Linked DNA regions of Mus musculus: region 1 is linked to region 2. A link is a loop called in an ENCODE intact Hi-C map of the cell type or tissue named here. Cell type or tissue: heart. All regions are shown on one strand. Each heading gives the region's core, and the rest is flanking DNA. Links, peaks and the distances in the headings are about the cores only. Region 1 has its middle 56 kb from the start of D230030E09Rik. Region 2 holds the start of Sp8 (trans-acting transcription factor 8).

Region 1 (10,103 bases), core at 656-8,655, 260 kb before region 2:
ACCCGGGTTCAATTTCCAGCACCCACATGTCACCTCATACCTAGCTATAACTGCAGTTCCAGGGACCAACACCTTTACACAAGACAAACATGCAGGCAAAACACCAATGCACATAAAATTTAAAAAAAATCTTAAAAAACATAAATAAAAGTTAAAAGTCAACCATTCTTTTAAAATATTAGTTAACCTGTATAGATTCCTTATAAATATGTGAGTTTATTATTAGCCAGTTTACATATTTGTATTTTTTACTGTTTTAAAAATTAGTTTATGTGTATATGCTGTTCATATACCTACAGGTAATTGCAGAGGCCAGAAGAGGGCATGGTATTCTCTGGAGCTGGAGTTACAGGAGAATGAGATGTTTGATAGACAGGCTGGGAACTGAACCAGGTCCTCTGCAAACGCAGCAAGTGCTCTTAACCATCTCTCCATCTCATTTGTTTTGTAATGAAATGGACTTGATATTTTTTTAAATTGAGGTAAAATTTACAAATAGCAAAATTCATCCTTGTAAGTATATAGTTTTGCAGGATTTGACAAACACAATTATATAACTTGTTATAATCTATAGTTCTTTTATCTTATTGAGCTGTACTGTGCTTTTTAACTTTTTATTGATTTTTTTGTGAATTTTACATTGTGCACTCCAATCCCACTTACCTCCCAGTTCTTTTGTATCTGCCCTCTGCAACCTCCCCCCTAAAATAAAACAAAACAAGATAGAATTAAAAAAAATCTCGTCATGGAAGCTGTAATGTGTCTCAATGTGTACATAGTATATCTTTTTGTCCACACATCTTTACTCCCAAATGTTCATTGCATTGAGTCATTGGTCTGGCTCTAGGTCTCTGACTTCTGCTACACTGTCAGTACTGGATCCTTGTTGGGACTCCTCTCAGATATCCTGTTGTTGCCCTGTGTCATGGAGATCCTGCAGCTTTGGATCTGCAGAATCTTTCACATGCTCCAGCAGATCATAGATGTGGTAGATATGGACTAGGATAACTCAAAGCCATGACCCAGGGACTGGGAGGTAGCTGAGTTTGTCAATGGACTGGGCTAATTCAAACCGTGGGCCAGGGACTGGGAAGTAGCTGAGTTTGTCGCCAGCAGTTTCCTGTGCCAGCGACGCCAGGGTGAGCTCTCCAGTACTGCCCTGACTAGCTCACCCATGCTGCAGTTGGCAAGGAGCAGGGGCAGCAATCCTGCTCTCACATCCTGAGGGCTAACTCACCAGCAACTTTGCCACCAGGGCCTGCTTTCCATGCTTCCCAGGCCAGGTGCAGGGCCCGGTCTCTTGAGTGCAACAATCTACCTTCTGACAAATTCTAGTGATTTTTTTTTCCTGCCTTAGAGTTTTACAGAATGCCATCAAAAGGAACTCTGCACATACAACCTTTCTGATCACCTATAATGAACCCTGATCATCCATTTCATTGTGTGCATTAGCCATTTATTCTTCTTGGTAGATGAGTATTTTCTGTTGTGTGGGAGGACCATTGTTTAATGATCATTTTATGAACCAAAAACCAAAACCAAACCAAACCAAACCAAATCCAAACCAAACCAAACCAAACCAAACCAAACCAAACCAAACCAAACCAAACCAAACCAAACCAAACCAAAAAACACTTAGGTGGGTAAATGGTTGGAGATATTGCTAACAAAGTACTGAACATGGTTTTGAGCTAACCTACCCAAGGAAGTCATATCCAGCGGGATTCTAGAATCTATTCCAGGATTCGTGCTGAACAAGCTCACAAACACTCTCCCCACAAAGTGTGTCAACCCAGAACTTGGCCTTCATCTCCTTGCACACTGGTCCTCAAGGTCTCTTAGAATTCTTTTACTCCTTGCACAAACTTCTGAGAATTCACATTACACATAATTATGCCACCTATTATTTTCTTAGCATTTACATTTCTTATATATTTATTAATAAATGTAAGCATATCTGTAAGATTTTTGACTGTTTTAACTATGTTTAGAAAGAAACTTCTTCCTAGCCAGGCATAACTGTGGACACATACAGTCCTTATATTCAGGAGGCCTAGACAAGAAGATTGTCTGAGTTCAAGACCAGGTGTGAGTCAAAGATGATGGAGGGGAGGACGAGGAGGGGGAGAGAGAAATATTGAGGAAAGAAAGTTCTTGCATACTTTGTGAAGATTCCTACCTGATGCTTGTCTTTCTTCCTTTTCAAGGGTGCTAGAATATGGAGGCATGCCCTTGACATTTAAATGGATGGCCACAGAGAGAGACATTTAGTTCTTTCTTTGGTTTAATATATTTTCAGTTTTTAGATACAATGACAATTTTGCTCTTTCTGACAGCCACATAAATGACAGCAAAGATAAAGTAAATGTCAGTAGCGAGTGTCCTGGGTGACCCGAGAGCTCTCAGAGTCCTACGGCATACCTCGCCTGTTCTTGAGTGACTCCATCAGCAGAGAGTGCTCCCAGGTGACATGAAAGCTCTTAAAGTCTATGGCACACCTTGCGTTTTCATGAGCGACTCCAACAGAAGAAAGGGCAGCAGGAGAAAAGCTCCAATTAATACCGTACACATTAGGCTCAGGCAGTCAGCCCCACGGTCATTCCTCTCAGGAAGCCTTTACCACAGACTTGCATTTGTAAAAAAGCCTCTCAGCTGCGAACCAATTGCATCCAAGCAGACAAAGCAGGTTTTTATTTTTTTGCTACTTTGTTTTATGTTCATGTTCTGTGTATATGGGAGTGGAGCGGTGATGGGATCGTGGAAGACCGCGAAGCCTGTTAGTTTTTTTCATAAGATCATTTTTCCCTTGACATGCAATTTGACGCTTAACAATTTTTCTGAAAGTCAAAAGGAATACCACATTCTCTAATTTTCACAGCACTATAAATAGCCCACACAAAACATAATTGTATAAAAGAGATGACACCTCTTTATGGAAGAATTTCCACTGGAAAGATAAAAGGAGGTCAGAACTCTTATGCGAGGCATGTATTTTCAAGTATTCATAAAAATAGAAATCATAACTGGTACGCAAATTCTTCACGATAGACAGTCCCAGAGAAGATGCCGGAGCCAAAGCCATTTCTACAGGCGCCAACTATAGTGAGAATGGAACTCAGCCAAGAAATGGCTGCTGGGCATTTAACTCATGTGCCAATAAAAGGAAGCAGTGTGTGAGTGCACACACACACACACACACACACACACACACACCCCACATGCTCCAGCTTGGGGAGGTATTTGCCAGAAACATTTTTTTCAGACCTCCGCAATCTGTTTCCTACAGCCAACTGTGAGGTCCTGCGGTGACTCCAGGGCCCAGAGGTGAGATAGTATGGATCAGAGAAAGAGGAGGTCAGGAAACCACCTGCACAGCTGAGCAGGATGCATCTACAGAACCTTTAGGAGTTTGAGACCCCAGTTAACATGCCTATGCATGAGAGAAAGTGGAGTCAGCCCTTTGTGGCCTAAAAATAAGTGCCTGTAACCTGCCAATGTTTTGAATTTGCAACAAGGGGCCAACAGACCACTGATTGGCATTCCCCACGCCAATGTCTGTCCTAGACTCACCCAGCTCTGCGGGGGAAGAGACACAGCGATCTCCAGCGTGCACAGAAGCCAGGCTCCTCCCCCAGATGATGATTGCTTCACTCCCCATCCCTTATCTTCAGGGCTTCTGTGATGAGACCTTGGGTCCCTTAGCTCCTGTAAAGAGAGTACAGCGTGACAGCTTACTTCTTTTCTCCATCCTTAGGAGGATGAGTGTTAGCCTTGCAATGAAAGCTGCGAGTTAAGATTACTTTCCTGGCAGCAAACGTTGCCCTTTTGTTGCTTCCAGGCTCTGTGCATCTCTGTTGATTACTTCCTGCTGCACGCTCCGTTATTACACATAACAAAATGGTGGGAGGGAGGAGGAAGAGAAACGCGGTAGGGTCAGGTTCTCGTTCACCCCATTGCTTGGTTCATTTCTTCCATACTCAGAACTCTCTTTGTCATCAGGGAGAATGGGAACTGGGAAGAAGTGAAAGAGAACTGGGCTTGGGGTAATTTATAACCCCCAGGAACCAGATCATTTAATACCAAAATGGTACTTTCTCAAAATCTCATCATTCATACCAGAAGCATTTCTTATGGAGTGATATTCCTGAGCTTATGAAAACACTCTGAGCAGTTGAACTTGCTTAGTCTGTGATCACGTTGCCTCTCCGAGGCAAGGGTATTATGCCATTATGGTATTAAAACGCATCAGTGACTTGATCATTTGAAATGCTTTAATAAAGGTGAATTGTTAGCTGATTCTGATTATCTAGTGCCAGGTTTATAGGCTTTTAAGACATTTTCCAGTTGTCAGATATTTTCCTATGAGATATTTAAATATTTAGATTCCATTCTTTCTGGGTATTTCAAATATGGGAAACAGATATCTTAATATCAGAAATATTAACAGTATTTCTCTGAGGGCTGCCTTCCCTAACGGTTTTTTAAAGACTCAAATCATATCCCTTGATTATGTATCAAATTTTTTTGTTTGAAGTAGAGTAAGATGTGGAGACCTAGGATTCTGTCAGGTTAAGATGAAATATTGGTAAAAGAAATTGATTATTATGGTCAATTAGAGAGAATAGAATGTGAACTACAAGTCTTACACAAAGATTTTTGTCACAGAGGTAACTGTGAATAAAAATGATTCTGTGGAATAATAAAGTCTGTGTTCAAATGTGTGTTTAACACATGTCCCTTAGTGACTTTCTCATTTGCGTATATGCATGTGCAAGCTGTGTGAACGTTCCCCCTTCCATTCATGATACTTTTGCTGGTGAAGTATTAAGAACTGTGCAGGCAGAAACAACAGTTCTACCTACTAAGCAAATTATATCTTCCCTTTGAGAAGTATTTCCATCTCATCATGCTGAGGGTTTTCTCCCATTTTAGCTATATTGTAAAAAGTATTTCCTTCAGAGGAAGGAAATACCACAGCAAGTAAATAGGAGGCATGTGGACTCAAGACACACATTGTTAGATATCACTGGTAGCAGAAAGCAGTGATTTTTGTTGTCTTTATTCTAGGTCTGGAACTGCTCTTCTTATAACCCCACTCTGACCCCAAGTGCATATATGATCTCCTATGCCAAGGGAAGCATAGAAAAAGTAAAAGACCAGGCCAAGATGTACAGAATCAGTATGAACAACCACCTCCACTACTAAGCCTGCTAATTGGGAATACCTTCAAGCCAGTTGGCTTCAAAGGTTTGTGACAATGTATTCACATGGGAACACCTTAGAATTCTTCCTTTCATACCACAGGCATGATTTGTTCTTTCTTGTAAACAGCCTGAATTCTAGCTGGGGAAGAAAAAGAACACTTCTTGTACTATGGAGACATAGAAACAGCCATGGCTTCAGGGAAGTATCTGCCTGCCCTTTGTTTATAGCTGTCTTGGTAGGGACTATCACAGAGGGCCCAGTATATATAGTACTGGGCCTATTTTGCAATCATATATAAGTAAGAAACACATTCCTGTCCTCGCTAGGATGACTTTGTGAGCTACCATTTTTAGTGAAAAAGATCAACCCACATTTAGAACTTAAAAAGGAAGAAATGCCCCTTTCATTTCATTTCCTTATACCCTGAGAGATCTCTGAAGGTAGCAGAGAGCAGTGATTTTTGTTGTCTTTATTCTAGGTCTGGAAGTGCTCTTCTCTGGGACTTGTATTTAAGCACACGAGGAAGAGAACGAAATGATCAATCAGCAAGGCGTGGAAGCAGGCACCACTAGAGAGGTTACTTTATCCAGCACTATGGAGTCAGGTTTGGGGAAGGCAGACAGAGAAAAATGACAGCATCTGATGTGCTCTAGAGAATGGAGACAATCCCCGTGAGCAATGCGAAAAAGAGGCAGACCTTTATGTTAATGGCATAAATTCTGAACTATGCTCTCATCTCGAGTATCGTGATGCCTAATCATCTGTGAGCTGGGATAGCTCTGCCACTCCAAGCAAAGAGAACTTAAAAACAAGATTCATTTATTTTTTTTTTTATGTGTATGGGTGTTTTGCCTGCATGCATGTCTGTGTTCTATGTGTGTGGAGTACCCACAGTGGCCAAAAGAGGGTGTCAGATGCTCTGGAACTGGAGTTAGAGGTGGTTATGAGACATTTGGGTCCTTTACAAGAGCAACAAGTATTTTTAGTGGCAAAGCCATCTCTCTAGCACCAAAAGGGTACTTTAATAAAGACAAATCCCTTCATATAAGCAACTCAGCTTAAAATAAGCCATCCTGGGAAAGGTGGTTTGCTCATGGTGAGTGGTGCTGTATCATAAAGTGGGTTTAAGCAGATTTCTCCATCTTGTTTTACCCCTAGGAAAAGCAGCAGAAATGGAATCACTAATTTACATAGTACCTTCTGGAATTCTTAACCTTATACTGTGTGTGCTTTGTCTAAATATTCACCCACTAACTCTCTGAAAACTTCCTGAAGCACAGATTAGAACTTACTCCTCATTTTTGCTCTTTAATAATGACTAAATATTATCTACGGGGAAAGGACAAACAGAAAGAAAAGCCACCATGCTAATATAATAATAAATATGGATCAACCACAACTTCTTCCAACATACAGGCAAGTATGGGTTCATTATTGAGTATCGTTATCTTCTCAAGTCTTGTGAGATTTAAAGTTTAAAGAAAGCTGGCTGCTCATATTTCAGTTACAAACACACATCATTCCATGCAGGAGTTTGTGGAATGATCGTTGCTGGGGTCAACTACTGAATCTAAAAATAGTCTGATCTTATTTTAAACCACTTGCTCTTTCTTATTAGTCCTCCATGACTTTCTTTGGGGAACTAAATCAAGCATGTTAATCTTTTTATTTGTGTTTTCAGTTAATTGTTGTCCTCTTAAGATAAACCTCTTCAACTGCTGCTATCAGCTCTAAAGAGTGTTCTTGGCTAAATATAATAGATGTGTTTCTGAAACACTGAATGCAAATTGGATTTTTCTAAACTACCTCACATTTATACTTAGACTATAATTTCAGAAGTGCAGTACAAAAGAATGCACTTCAAAAAATGGTCAAATAATTTCTGATATCTACTTGCAATTATTAAATGGATATGATTTCATCGTTTTAATTTATATAGAACATAACAGAATAGAATCAATAAAGGTATTTAAAAAAATTCACTGTATAGTGGAGGTAACATTTTACCTGAATATTGAACGCGTTGCTTTGGAAACTCTACCTGCATCTGAAACTAAGGGTAGTGAATTAGAATTTATTCTTTCTCTGATTTTCAATTATTTCACCCATAGAGAATAAAATTGGAACACAATTCTCTGCAATTTAAGATTTGCAACTAGATTTGTTTGACAATTTGAAATTATCATTTAAACATGCAGTCCACATCTGACCTTTCCTGGCCTTTGTGAGAGCTTTGATTCCTCCTTTCAATACAAGTCAATGTACTTCAGGATACAAATTCTGTTGAAAACTGAACCAACTGGAAAGATATGATTCTCTTCTGTATGTCAGATTCAAAGCCAGGCATGTACATGTTAGTTGTCTTGTCACCCATTACCAAAGCCAGAAAGACTATTAATAGGTGTATTTACTGTTAAGAAAACAATGGTTTGGGGAGTTTGGGTAATTGGCCTGAGGATACATTATTAATATGACTGGTGTGGTCTGGAGTTAAAAATAGGTATCAGCCAGACACAGGATTCAAATGGGGAAGGGGTAAAACTTCCCTATGCTTCAGGCTTTCTATAAAATAACACTTCTTCCAGATTCACTGTGAAACCAAAAACTTGTTCAACATCTCTCAACACCAATTACAAGCTGATCCCAAGTCTAACCTAATCCACAGCCAATGTTCTTCCCCATCCTCTCCCATTTGGACTGGGGACTTAGGTGAGGAAGCCAAGAGCTTCAAAATAATCTTTGAGACAATGAATGGTTTCCTCAAAACTGGGAGCACAAACTTCAAAGGTGGATTCTACCTCTGAGCATGAGTTCTCCTCCTCTTCCTTAAAAGGGTGATACCAGATGGGGCAGATGCTTTTCTTCTGCTCTGCAAGAGATGTAACTCATTTGCCCAGGGCCCAAGAAATGCATCCCAGCTCTGCTTTACAGGACTCTTCCTTAATAATTCTGTCAGACAGAAACTGAGATAAAGAAGCAAATGGTCACTTGCTCATTTCGAACCCATTTCGTCGTTCTCTGTTCCGTTTATCAGGGATCTTGTCATTGAGACACACATGTAAGCTGGAGCCAGGAAAACCTATAATAGACCCACTTTCAGCCAAGATGGGTTGAAAAGCATCAAAGAAGCTGATGCCCAGAGATTACTGCCGGTGCGCATGCGCCATGGGTTGTTCACCGCTACACATCAAATTAAAACTTAAAAAGGCTCTTTGAGCAACAAAAACGACTTTTTGGTGCTTTCAGTATCTGTCATCAGGAAATAAAATTAGCCACTGATATTCACTCAGTGGAGGCTGCATTTTGTTAGGTTGCAGTAGGGGACAAGGGTATGCAGATTACCCTGTACACACCCACTATGTGTATTTGCTACACCCACTGTGTGTATTTGCTAAGTCTAAAAGTGAAAAGCTATCATTTATTAAACACTATCTTAGTCCCTAACTAATCTTTCTCATTATTTTTTGTTTTAAAAGTGATTGGAAGCTATTAAGTGAAAAAATATTAGTCAACTAACTGAGAGGGAGAGGGGGAGAGGGGGAGAGGGGGAGGGAGAGGAGAAAGGAGAACCTATCCGTTGTTTTTTTAAAGGTTTGAAATACAGGTTCCTTACAGATGGAGAAAGTCCAGCTTCCTGGAAAGGATGCTGAGAGGTCTTAAGGGGTCTCCATTGTCCCCATCTGTCATGATTGTTCGTTCTGACCACATTTGTCTGGGCTTTCTGATGGAAATCAGACCTGGACTGGAGAATAGATGAGTTAAAATTGTCGGTGCCTTCTGCCTCACTCTGAAAATGTTTGTCAGAGATTAAGAGCACACAGCCACCAAGTAGCACACAGTAGATCTTTTGCCACAATCAGGAGGTGGATATAGGAAGAGTGTCAGCACGTAGTCATGAGAATTCCACAGTTGCATTTTATGACCGGAGCTCAAGACTGAAATTTTACTTAAAAGCTGGTGTTCAGGCACTGAGATCTGTGAGTTAAGGTTCTCCCTTAAGCTGCTCTGTCCCCAGTCATCAGTACAGACTCAGTGAGCCATATTAGATTTTAGATACACTATTTGTATATTATTGCTGATATACATAAATCATACATCAAACGCATGCTTTCTTTATGTCTATCATGTACTATGGAGAAAAGAGAGGTCAGATAATGCTGAATAAATAACTCACGAGACTTTAGATATTCCTCTTCCAAGATGTTCAAGAATTCATGATCTCAATTTTTAGTTTACAGGAGTCAATTTTGTCACATTTTCCCGTGAAATGTAGTGTTGAAATATAAAAGCTTTATATGAGTTTCCACAGGTAAGTTACTTGAGAATGGCTGGGGAATCACTCAGCAGAATGCTTGCTTAGCATGCATGAGCAAGCGTGGTTCTATCTATTCCTAACACTGCATAAGCTTAGCCTAGAGGCTCCCAGGGTTGAGAGGGAGTGGTGGATGTAGGAAGATCAGTAGAGCAAGATGGATCTCAGCTGCACCAGAATTTGAGGTCAGGATAGGATATATGAGATATTGTCGCAATAAAACAAACAAAACACAGCTTCAGGATCCCCATTCTTGTTCTCCCTTCTTGTTCTCTCCACCACTGGTACCTTGGTTACAGATTTTACAGGTTCTATAATCTCTTCCTACTGCCTCTCTTTAATCCCTGCCTCTTCACCAGTCAGAGGATCATTTTAATTTTATAAACTAAGAAAAATCTTGCAAGTAAAGATAAAACATTATCAGACCCAAGGTCTATATAAATAACTCAATGAACTTCTCTATAAATGGGATTAGCATTTGGAAGGTGAAGCTTCACATTAAAATTTACACTTCCAGTATAGAATATATTGTACATATTTATCCACTATCAAAACCAAAAGGAAAAAGAAAAGAAAAAGAAAAATC
Region 2 (10,103 bases), core at 1,302-9,301:
AAAATGTATAAACCCTACTGCCTGCCCCCCCCCCACCTTCGCCCACTAATTCAAAATTCAGGTGGGAAAGAATGTAAAGTGATGAATGCCTCTCTTAAGACAGTGACTGCATATAGACCTGACACCAAAGGACAAGAGTGATGGAGAGAATCACTTGGATCCCTCCAGTTTCCCTCTAGATCTCTTTCAGGAGCAAAACTGTTGTTTACTTAGGAGGAGAATATTTCTAAGTGCTGCAGAACTTACTAAAATTCAAGACTTAAGAGATTCTTAGAGAATGACTTGTACCAGGAGTTCCATAAAGAGATGAGCTGAGATGGGGGAAGGGAACGCCCATCCTAGTTGGAGCAGAACTCTTGGAACAGGACTCAGGGAAAAAGATCACTGTGAGGTGCGCAGCAAAGCTGCTGTTTTAGGCATGTATGACCAACACAAATGCCCAGTTCTCCTCGATGGTCTAATTTGACTCAAATGTGAGACTTACCTAGTCAATGAAGCAAAAGGTGGGTGGGCTCCTAATTCCTTTCACTTAAGGCTTCTGAAAGGCCTTCAGTTAGAAGCAACTCTCTTCCTCTTTCTCTCTCCCTTCCTCCCCCTCCCTGGAGGTGGGGGTGTTTCGAAGATGCTGGCAGACAAACTCTTCCTAAATTACTTTTGAAGTCGTGTTATTTTTAATGTACAAACCTAGTAAATTTCAAAGAGTTTAATGGTGTTTTCAGACAGTTGCACTATCAACTTTACTCCAAAATTAGGTTTTCATTTTCCTTTTGATTTATTTAACTGAGAAACATGGGGTCCTTAGGTACGAAACACTAAGAGAAACAAACTAGATTTGAGACCTGATGAAGGTAGATTTTAGTAAAAAGTCCAAGAGAAGCCACAATTAAACACATTAATATCCTTAATGCACAGGCTGGCTAAACATCTGCAACTCCTCATAAGAATCCCTACCTCTTGTATGTGTGAGTGGTGTGTGTGTGTGTGTGTGTGTGTGTGTGTGTGTGTGTGTGTGTGTTTTAAAGTGGCTTCTGTTATCCCCACTTAAGAGAATAAAAGTCAATCCTGTGCCCGAGTTTTGGTTAGGATTCAATATTCTAAGCAAAATATGCTCAACAGATGATAGTGGAGATGAAGCCAGAAAACAACTCCAGCTATTTAAACTGCCAAATGAGACATAAAGCTGCATTGTAAAAATCATCTGGAAAACAGGTTTTCCCATTGAAGTCGCTATGTGTTAATTACTGTGAGCTGGAAGGCTGGAGATCGAACGCCTGGAAGCCGACTTTCACCCCGCATACGTAAACGGAAAAAGTGCTGAACTGCAGCCAGAGGGCTCCTGCCTGGACTCATTGCCATGCATGCCTAGACATTAATATGTGTTCATGGAGGGCTCGTACAGTACGAGGTGTTATTTCCTTATAAAGAAACACCAGGTCTCGCTTTCCATTCTTCTTACAAAATTATTCGCATTATTTATGCTACATTGAGCGATCTAATTTCTTCGTGATAGTCAGCTAATTGCTCTGGCAGGTAATTAGAAGCGGTTTACAACGCAAAGGGCTTTTGCATTGCCCTTCGGATTATTAAGTTGCGCTGTAAATTATACTATATTTGCTGGGGAAAATTCTTTTGAGCAAGTTCTCTTCCTGCGATCCGAGATGAAATCACCCCCCCCCAACACACACACACCCCTCCCTAGCCACCCCCACTACCACCACACCCCCCCCCCCCCCCCGCTTTTCCTGGACTCAGAATCGAATGATTCTAAAGCTCACGATTTTGTTCGTGTTCACTGGGCCGAAATAACGTGGCCATTATGGCCTGAAATGGGCCAGGTTTGAAGCGAGCTTCCTGCGCGCCTGCAATATCCAGCAGGCATGTGGGAAAAGAACGGCTTAAATGGGGACATCTGCTCAGTGCTGCTCATCTTGCTCTTACAGCCAGGTCAGGTTAAGAGAATAACCTGTTCCTCACTTTTTTTTTCTTGTTAATAATACTATTAGTAAAAAGCAAGCAAGCAAGCACGCGCACACACACACACACACACACACACCAGCACTAATTGACTGCCATATAAGCAAAGAATCACACACACACACACACACACACACACACACACACACACACACACACACACACAAAGGTAGCAGCAGTTACTAGAGGAACAGTAAAACATAACCATTGAGTGATTTCAGCAGAAAGGCACAGAATTCCTGCAGAAAAATAACCCACGAAGAAAAATTCACGTATGTAAGGTCAAAAAAAAAAAAAGCTCCCTATTTAAAAAAAAAAAGGATTTGTGTAAAGTATCCCATGAACTCATATGAATAAAACTAAGCTGAAAGTATCTCCAATGAACATTTTCTTCCTTGGGCTTTCTAGTATTTTTGACACAACCTCCCCCCCCCCCAACACACACACACTTTTTGGATGGTTTTTGATCTGTGTAATCTCTTGGGTCCTGGTGATGGAGCTCAAGGAGAAGCACACTAGTTTGTTCCATGGATTTAGAAAGTGAACTATAAAACCCTGGTCACAAACATCCCCATTCGGGAACCCTGTACACTGATTTGAATACATGTGTGGCAGAGCACAGAGACTCAGAGCAGCTCCTAGATTATTTGTAATTAGACACAATTCCCAAAGTAACATTTATCTTCCCGAAACTGCGATTGCAATTGTCAACCGTCTGGAGGAGCAGGCAACTGGGTGAGCTGGGAGCATTGCTTCTCCCAGGAACAGAACAGAATGAAAAGAAATCAATAGTGTTACGGATAAGAATTTAGTAGTTTTTAACTCTGCATGTTAGCTGTGAGAAAGTAATATATAATACCAAAAGAAAAAACAGCCAAACAAATCTATTCCAGAAAAAAAAAATCAGACACTCATCTGAATGTCTACGCTGCTTTATTTTTTACAAAACAGTCTTGCACAAGAACAGCAACACCATCCTCTGAAAACAAGCAAACCCTTTTCCTAACAAGTGTTTTCTTCTTTTACATGGTGAAGAAGAATGGAAAAGCTGTGGAACTGATTATCAATTTCGTCTATAGGCTGGGAAAGACGAATAAAAAAATTAACCATGGACTGTATGCCTGCAGAGGTAGAATAAGGCCACTTCAATATGAAATGAAGATATGAGTATGCATATGAAAAATGTGTTTTGTTTTCTTCATTTAAATAGGCTATACACACAGAGTGGAGGTTTGAGTCTTGGTAATTTGTTAAGGTTGTTTGATCCATGGGGGCAAGTCCTTGTCTTCTGACTATATACAATTTGAATTACCTAGTAAAGTAAATCAAAGATCATAATACCCTAGGTTAAACCGGTATACATCTTTTAATTAAAAAGTGTTCCTAACTTTGAATACTTTAAAGCGACAGAGAAGAAAAGCGATAAATTTTAAGGAGAAATGGAAGAAAATATTGAGTCGACTCAGAAAGAGGTAAAGAGAAAAGGAAATACTCGTTTCCATTTTATTCGAGAAATAATGCTTTGCATCCCCAAGAGTCCCCGGCAAGTAGCTCAAGAGTCATGGCGGCCTCGCTGTGGCCAACAAATACATCCAATTAAGCAATGCCAGGAAAGTAAGGACCCGGCTGTAAATGTGGCCGGACAGTTGAAACCGAATAACCTTGCTAATAGGGGCTATTGTTCAGCGTGGAAGTTCCCATTTTCCAATCAGGAAAATACAGCCCTCTCTCAGCTCTAGCCGACTGATCCCTTCCCACCTACGGCTCAACAATCTGCCACCAGCGAGGGGCTTTTATTACATCCCTTCCCAGGAAATGTCAGGCAAGTTCTTAAGTAGAACCACCCGAGAGCAGGGATGGGCCGTGGAGGGGCCCTCAGGAATCCACAGGTCCACTCCTGGCCAGGCTTTCTTTTCAACAGGAGAGAAACTTTGACCACAGAATTCCCAACAGCCCCCACCAACCCCCACCTGGCTCAGCCCTCTTCTCCCCCGGGCGCTGGAGGCGCTCGGCCCCACTTGCTTTATTTAGTAGCCTGCGCGCTTCCGCACCAGGTGCCCACACTGAGGAGAGAGTGAAGCACCCCCTTCCCACCTTTCCTGCCAGGGTCGCACGCCGCTGGCAGCGCGCTCAGTCGCGGAGGACAGCCCCGGTCGCTTAGCAAAGCTGGGGAGTTGCAGCCAAGCCTTGGGCAACCCAGAAGCCAGCAGCTGGCTTATCCGTAGCCTGCGGAGGTACGACGCGCTCCGCTTCCCTGTCTTCTCCCACCAGGCTTTCCCCGTAGCTTTCTTCCTTCCCCTTTTTTATCCGTTAACCCGTGTATATGTCAGACCACACTTGCATTCGAAACTGTATTTGCAGTAAGAAAGAAACTTTGATGTTTTCAATGATAAAATTCCCATTTGTGTTTAGTGGTTACAAATGGCTTTATTTACTTGTCTTGGAATCTACACATTTTAATCTATTAATCAAGAGGCAGAAGCAGCATATCTCACTCCCCGCTCTCTGGAAGGAGAAAGCAGACATCCAGACCTCTGTTTTCCTTTTATAACCTCATTTCTCTGGTTGTGAGAGTTTCCCAGCACCAAAACTGCCTGCACACACACACACTCTCTCTCTCTCTCTCTCTCTCTCTCTCTCTCTCTCTCTCTCTCTCTCTCTCTCTTCTAAAAAATAAAAACACCACCACCTAAAACAAGAACAACAACATACACTCCCTTTCTCTGCTGCAGCTAAAGAGAAGGTGATATATACATTGTAGCTGCAAGGTGTTAGCTATACTTCGGCAAGTAGTTCCCAGGATGTAAATTAGGTCCCAAAAGCTGTTGTCCAAATCGAAGAAACAGAGAAATTAATCTGGGAGACTATCCATCATCACCGGTAATAAAGAGAGCGACATGGATGAGACAGATGATATGATTAAGGGGCTGTGGTCGTTTTAATTAACTTTTTGCTGTCCTGTAATGATCAAACTGGTCACCAGACCCGGTCAATAAGCATGTTAATATCAAACAAATAAAACCAGGGATGATTAAAAACCTCCTGGTTTATTAAATTTGAAATTCAAATGAAATTTATGCTGCAGATGCATACAGAATGCTAATAGATTTTAGCTTTATTGATAGTGGATCCCACAGGTTTGCAAGAAAACAGCACACTGTCTAAGCATGTTTTTTGCAGCATGTTAAAGTTCTTGTTGTGTAGGGGAAACTTTTAACTGATGTTTGGGAAGCTGAACTTCCTGTATTTCTTCCTCCTTTTCTCTAACCATCTCAATTATTAAGTACAATACTGCACAACAATGCTTAATATCAAAACAGGTGAACTGAACTCTGCCTTCAATGGCTTAACCAGACCAGCTGTATCTGTCATCTTCTCTTTCATAGGACAGGATTCAAGTGTGCTTGAGTTACTTCTCAAAGTGTGTGTGTGTGTGTGTGTGTGTGTGTGTGTTGGTGTTGGGGGTGTCATTGAGAGTAGTTTCATTTAAAGTAGAAGCCAGACTATGAGTGTTTTAACTCTGCTGTTTGATAACCTCATTATACACACACTATCCCTTTCATGGAGGAAGGGAAGACAGGAAATCAAGCAAAGGAGAAAGAAGTCTTTCAGCAATCTCCCACTTTCATAATGGGAGTAACTTGAATGTGTAAATTTAAATGTGTATGTATACCATACATCAGTGACACACTGATAAATATTTTCTAGTGTAAGCTATATATACAAACCTTTACAAACCCTCAGTGCTGAAAGCAAACCTCATGCAAATGGAAGAATCTAGCATCTTCACTAAATTCACACCAACATTGTGACTCATTGTCATAGGAAGAATGGCATGTGATTCTAAATGCACTTCTACAAATGAAAGATGTTAGCATTAGCCTAAAATGGAGTAGCTCAGAACTGCAGTCACATGATGCTGAGTTTTTCTAATTCCCGAATTTTTGAGGAAACTGGTTAACGCCTCTGTTTACTCTCATGCTCAGCATTTAACTTTTTAATAACCCTGCCTCCTTTTCTTCCAGAAGATAGGAGGATAAAAAGATACAATAACTATTCATAAGAAGGAGTCTTCCTTCAAAGCACTTCCCTCCACCTTTGAGGGTGATGGTATTGATTAACGTTAAACCCCAAATTTGAACAACTGTATATTAGGTTCTTAAAATGAATATCATTATGGAAGGAGACCAAAGCAATGAAGTTAATTCTCTTTTATTTGTTAAACGGAGTTCCCTCCTTCCCCCACCCCTTCCTCCTTCTGGGCTGTCCTGTCACGCCTTCTCAACACGCTAAAATCATTCAGAGGGGCTTGCAGAGAGAAACAGGACATTTATGGTAAGCGTTAGCTTTCAGAGAAAGAAAGCAGTTCATTAATTTACTTCACAGTTACTTCTAAGTATGTGGATGTCCCTTACTCCCTTAATCAATAGATATGATGTACAGTCAATACCCCTGCACATGAAAAAAAAAAGGCTCAGAAGTGCAAATCCCTGCACAACAAACATTAGGTCTAACTGTGCAGGTGAAATTTATGCAAAGGATGAAGCCCTACTTTGGACTTCTGCATAACCCAGGAGAATTAATTTTTGACATCTTCAGAACCTGCAATACACTTGAGAACAACCAATTAAAAAAAAAAAGTCTCCCAAGTCAAAACACATCAGTTCTGTCATCTACTCACATTTTAATCAATTCCCCTTTAGTATTAGACTTCTGAGAGTCTTCCTAACAGGGTAAAATAGGAATTATTGTGGTTTTAAAATGCATGAATATTCAACAAGACTCCAAGGACTAGATTTTCTCCTTTCATACTGGTACTGGCCTTTTTGTGGCTTAAGAATTTCTGTTGTGGTGACCACAGAATTGTAATGACATTTCTGAAGGCAACTAATAATAAAAATAGCAAGTAAGTGACTAAAACGCAGAGAATTTGAAGTAAATGCGCATGATGACTCGAACGCACTGGTAGATGGCTTGCTCAAACCATAGATGCTCCTATAAATGCAGCCCGAAAAGCTCACCTCCATTCTTACATAAATAGTACCAACAGATTTCAGTCATTCTGATTTTTCTGTCAGAAAGGCACAGTGGGGTTACCTGAGAAAACTTATAAACTGGGTAAAATGCTCCTCAATTTCTCATCCAATGGGAGAAAAACACACCCCCTCTTACTCCTCTTTCCATCTAATCCTTTTGTAATTTTACTGCATGCCAAGGGGCAAACACACCTCCTCCAGGACGTGCACTTCCAAAGCTTGAATCCCACCTCTGGTAGAGGGTAAGGGCGGCCAGATCTAAGTAAGGACTCAAAGGCGCAGGCGCACACTTGCACCATATCACTACCCCCTTTCCAATCTTTCTATTTGACCGAAACATCAGGAAATGGAAGGTAAGTATCAAGATTTTCTTCAAAACTATACTGAAAGAGTCCAGGAAGCTGGGGGGGGGGGGTCACTCCTTTTTTTATGTTCAAAGGGCAGAGGAAGTTAGTAACTTGAAGATAGGACTTGGGGCGTTTATTTACTGGCCTCACTCAACTTCGCAGTTTCTCTATCCAGACCGCCAATCTCTTAGGCACGTACACTTTATTGTATTGTTTCGGTTCCCTACCCCTAGCTTTGGTGCTCGCGCGCACGCACACGTCGGTCTTCCCTCTCGATCGCGCGCACCCACTCTCCACCTACACCAAACGGGTGCACGCCTCTCCACACCCGGGATTGAACGTACTGTCGCTCCTGACTCCCTACGGTAGAAGGACTCAGTTACCTTACACACTTTCCAGCTCTGTCCCTGACCCCTTTTGTCACACACGTAGTTACTCGGCCCGCTCTCGGTGGTTGTACGACCACTCTCTGCCCTTGCTAGGTCACGGTTTTTGCGACCCTGCCCAGTTACCCCTCCGCTTTCTACACTGCTCTCTCCGAGGTGGGTCACACTCGCGATCATTTTTCACGCGCGCGCACACGCACACTCTGCGACACTCGCACCCCCACACTCCCGCCGGCGCCGATGACCTCACGGCGCGCGCGCCGCGCGGCCCGGCGAGGCCACAGATTGGCTGGCCGCGCCTCCGCGGCACTTCAAAGCCGGAGAGGGAGCTACAATTGTGGCGGAATGGGCGGAACTGATCATTGTATTGCACACCTCTAAAAAAAACACTGCCTCTGATTTATCAATATAAAAAAGATCCTCTGAGAGGAGGAGGGCGCTTCTGTGTGATGGCAACTTCACTTCTAGGGGTGAGTCTCAGGATCTTCTCTTGCTGGTTTAATTAGTTTCCTTTTATTGCCTATCGGAGGGGGTTAAAGTCGCCCCGGCCAGGCCACGGGCTATCAGTCTCTCTATTGAGAGCCACCACCACCCCCCTAAATACAAGTGAGTTTAGAAAAAAGAAAGGGGGGGGGGAGGAGGCAGAGCCACTTTTTTTTTTTTCAGCACAGGAAAGGTTCGTAGGGCATTGAGACCCGCCACCTCGCAGAGCCTGGCCGCTCCCTGCTCGGGAGAACTGAGCATAGCCCCTAATACACTCGACGATTTCGAAGGGGAACGCGAGTAAGTTTTTCCCTCCTGGGCATACTGCAGATTCTCCCCCTTCCCCTTAATATTTTTCCTCAGCCCGGTTTGTATTGCAGGTACGTTGAGCTCGTCTTATTTCTACCATTATAGAGAGATATATATTGAGAGAGAGAGATGAAGGGGGTGGAGAGAGAGAGAGAGAGAGAGAGAGAGAGAGAGAGAGAGAGAGAGAGAAGAAAAAAATGGAAGAGCGAGTAATGGAAGAGCCGGGGAGAAGCAACTAAGGATGGGTTGAGGGGGATCTGAAAAGAGTTTTCAAAGCTCTCTTGGGATTGCAGTGTAGTGATCTTAAACGCAATCCAGAAATTTCCCCAGGTTGTAAGGTAAAAAGGAAACTTCTCCCTCCCTAGTCTGGATTTGGACTTTCTGTTCGTTTGATCGAAAGCGTCTAGGGCTTTGTGAACACAAGAGTGCCGTCTTAGTTGAGAATTCTTGTTAAACTCTTCTTTAGCGTGGCGCTTTGCTCCAGAATCAGACGCTCGCCGCCAAACTTGTCCCCTCCTGTAGAGTAGGAGGCAGCCGGGCGCCGGGGCAGCTGGGGGTGCAGGGTAAGTTGGTGGCAGTGTGCAGCAGCTAGAGATGGGGAGCAGTGGGGCGTCTGGAGGCTACCAGGGGACTAATACACATTTCTTTCCTCCCTCCCCCACCGGCCCTTTGCCCACTACCCCTCCCCCACCCTTCTTCTCTGCTCCGGTCTCAGGAAGAACCGAGGTTGGGATCCACTCCTCTGGCCATGCTTGCTGCTACCTGTAATAAGATCGGCAGCCCCAGCCCGTCTCCCTCCTCCCTGTCGGACAGCTCTTCTTCCTTCGGTAAAGGCTTCCACCCTTGGAAACGCTCCTCGTCTTCCTCCTCCGGCAGCTGCAACGTAGTGGGTTCCAGTCTCTCTAGCTTCGGTGTGTCGGGGGCCTCCCGGAACGGCGGCTCCTCCTCAGCCGCAGCGGCGGCAGCGGCGGCAGCAGCGGCGGCCGCAGCCCTGGTGTCCGACTCTTTTAGCTGCGGAGGCTCGCCCGGCTCCAGCGCCTTCTCTCTCACCTCCAGCAGCGCCGCCGCAGCGGCAGCAGCTGCGGCGGCTGCCGCTTCCAGCTCGCCCTTTGCCAACGACTACTCTGTGTTCCAGGCTCCGGGCGTCTCGGGGGGCAGCGGCGGCGGCGGCGGGGGAGGCGGCGGCGGTTCCGGAGCGCACTCGCAGGATAGCTCCCATCAGCCAGTGTTTATCTCCAAGGTGCACACGTCGGTGGACGGACTGCAGGGTATCTACCCGCGCGTGGGAATGGCGCACCCGTATGAGTCCTGGTTCAAGCCTTCGCACCCGGGCCTTGGCGCCGCGGCCGACGTGGGCTCCGCGGGCGCCTCCAGCTGGTGGGATGTGGGCGCGGGCTGGATCGACGTGCAGAACCCCAATGGGGCGGCAGCGCTGCCCGGCTCGCTGCACCCGGCGGCCGGGGGCCTTCAGACGTCGCTGCATTCACCGCTGGGAGGCTACAACTCGGATTATTCCGGCCTGAGCCACTCCGCATTCAGTAGCGGTGCCTCGTCGCACCTGCTCAGCC

What was found. Hi-C counts contacts between places; a loop is a spot of excess contacts. Peaks named below come from ENCODE experiments on the same cell type or tissue, not always from the same donor. Only the 100,000 strongest peaks of a DNase experiment are listed, where the experiment ranks them.
Region 1: a loop joins it to region 2, with 2.2 times the contacts of the local background. A loop is called at or near these places in 4 of 42 quality-filtered maps.

What each region holds. Positions count from the first base shown.
Region 1 is chr12:118,580,864-118,590,966 of GRCm38, forward strand. No RefSeq gene overlaps it. Among named protein-coding and RNA genes, the nearest start is that of D230030E09Rik, 56 kb to the left of the region's middle. In heart, for the core only: no CTCF peak of the experiment used is centred there; no DNase peak of the experiment used is centred there.
Region 2 is chr12:118,839,129-118,849,231 of GRCm38, forward strand. Sp8 (trans-acting transcription factor 8) reads left to right here and starts at 8,105. Exons shown (of 2, transcript NM_001379379.1): 1 at 8,105-8,213; 2 at 9,251-10,103. The coding sequence starts at 8,193. In heart, for the core only: no CTCF peak of the experiment used is centred there; no DNase peak of the experiment used is centred there; H3K4me3 peaks cover 2,618 bases; H3K27me3 peaks cover 5,295 bases.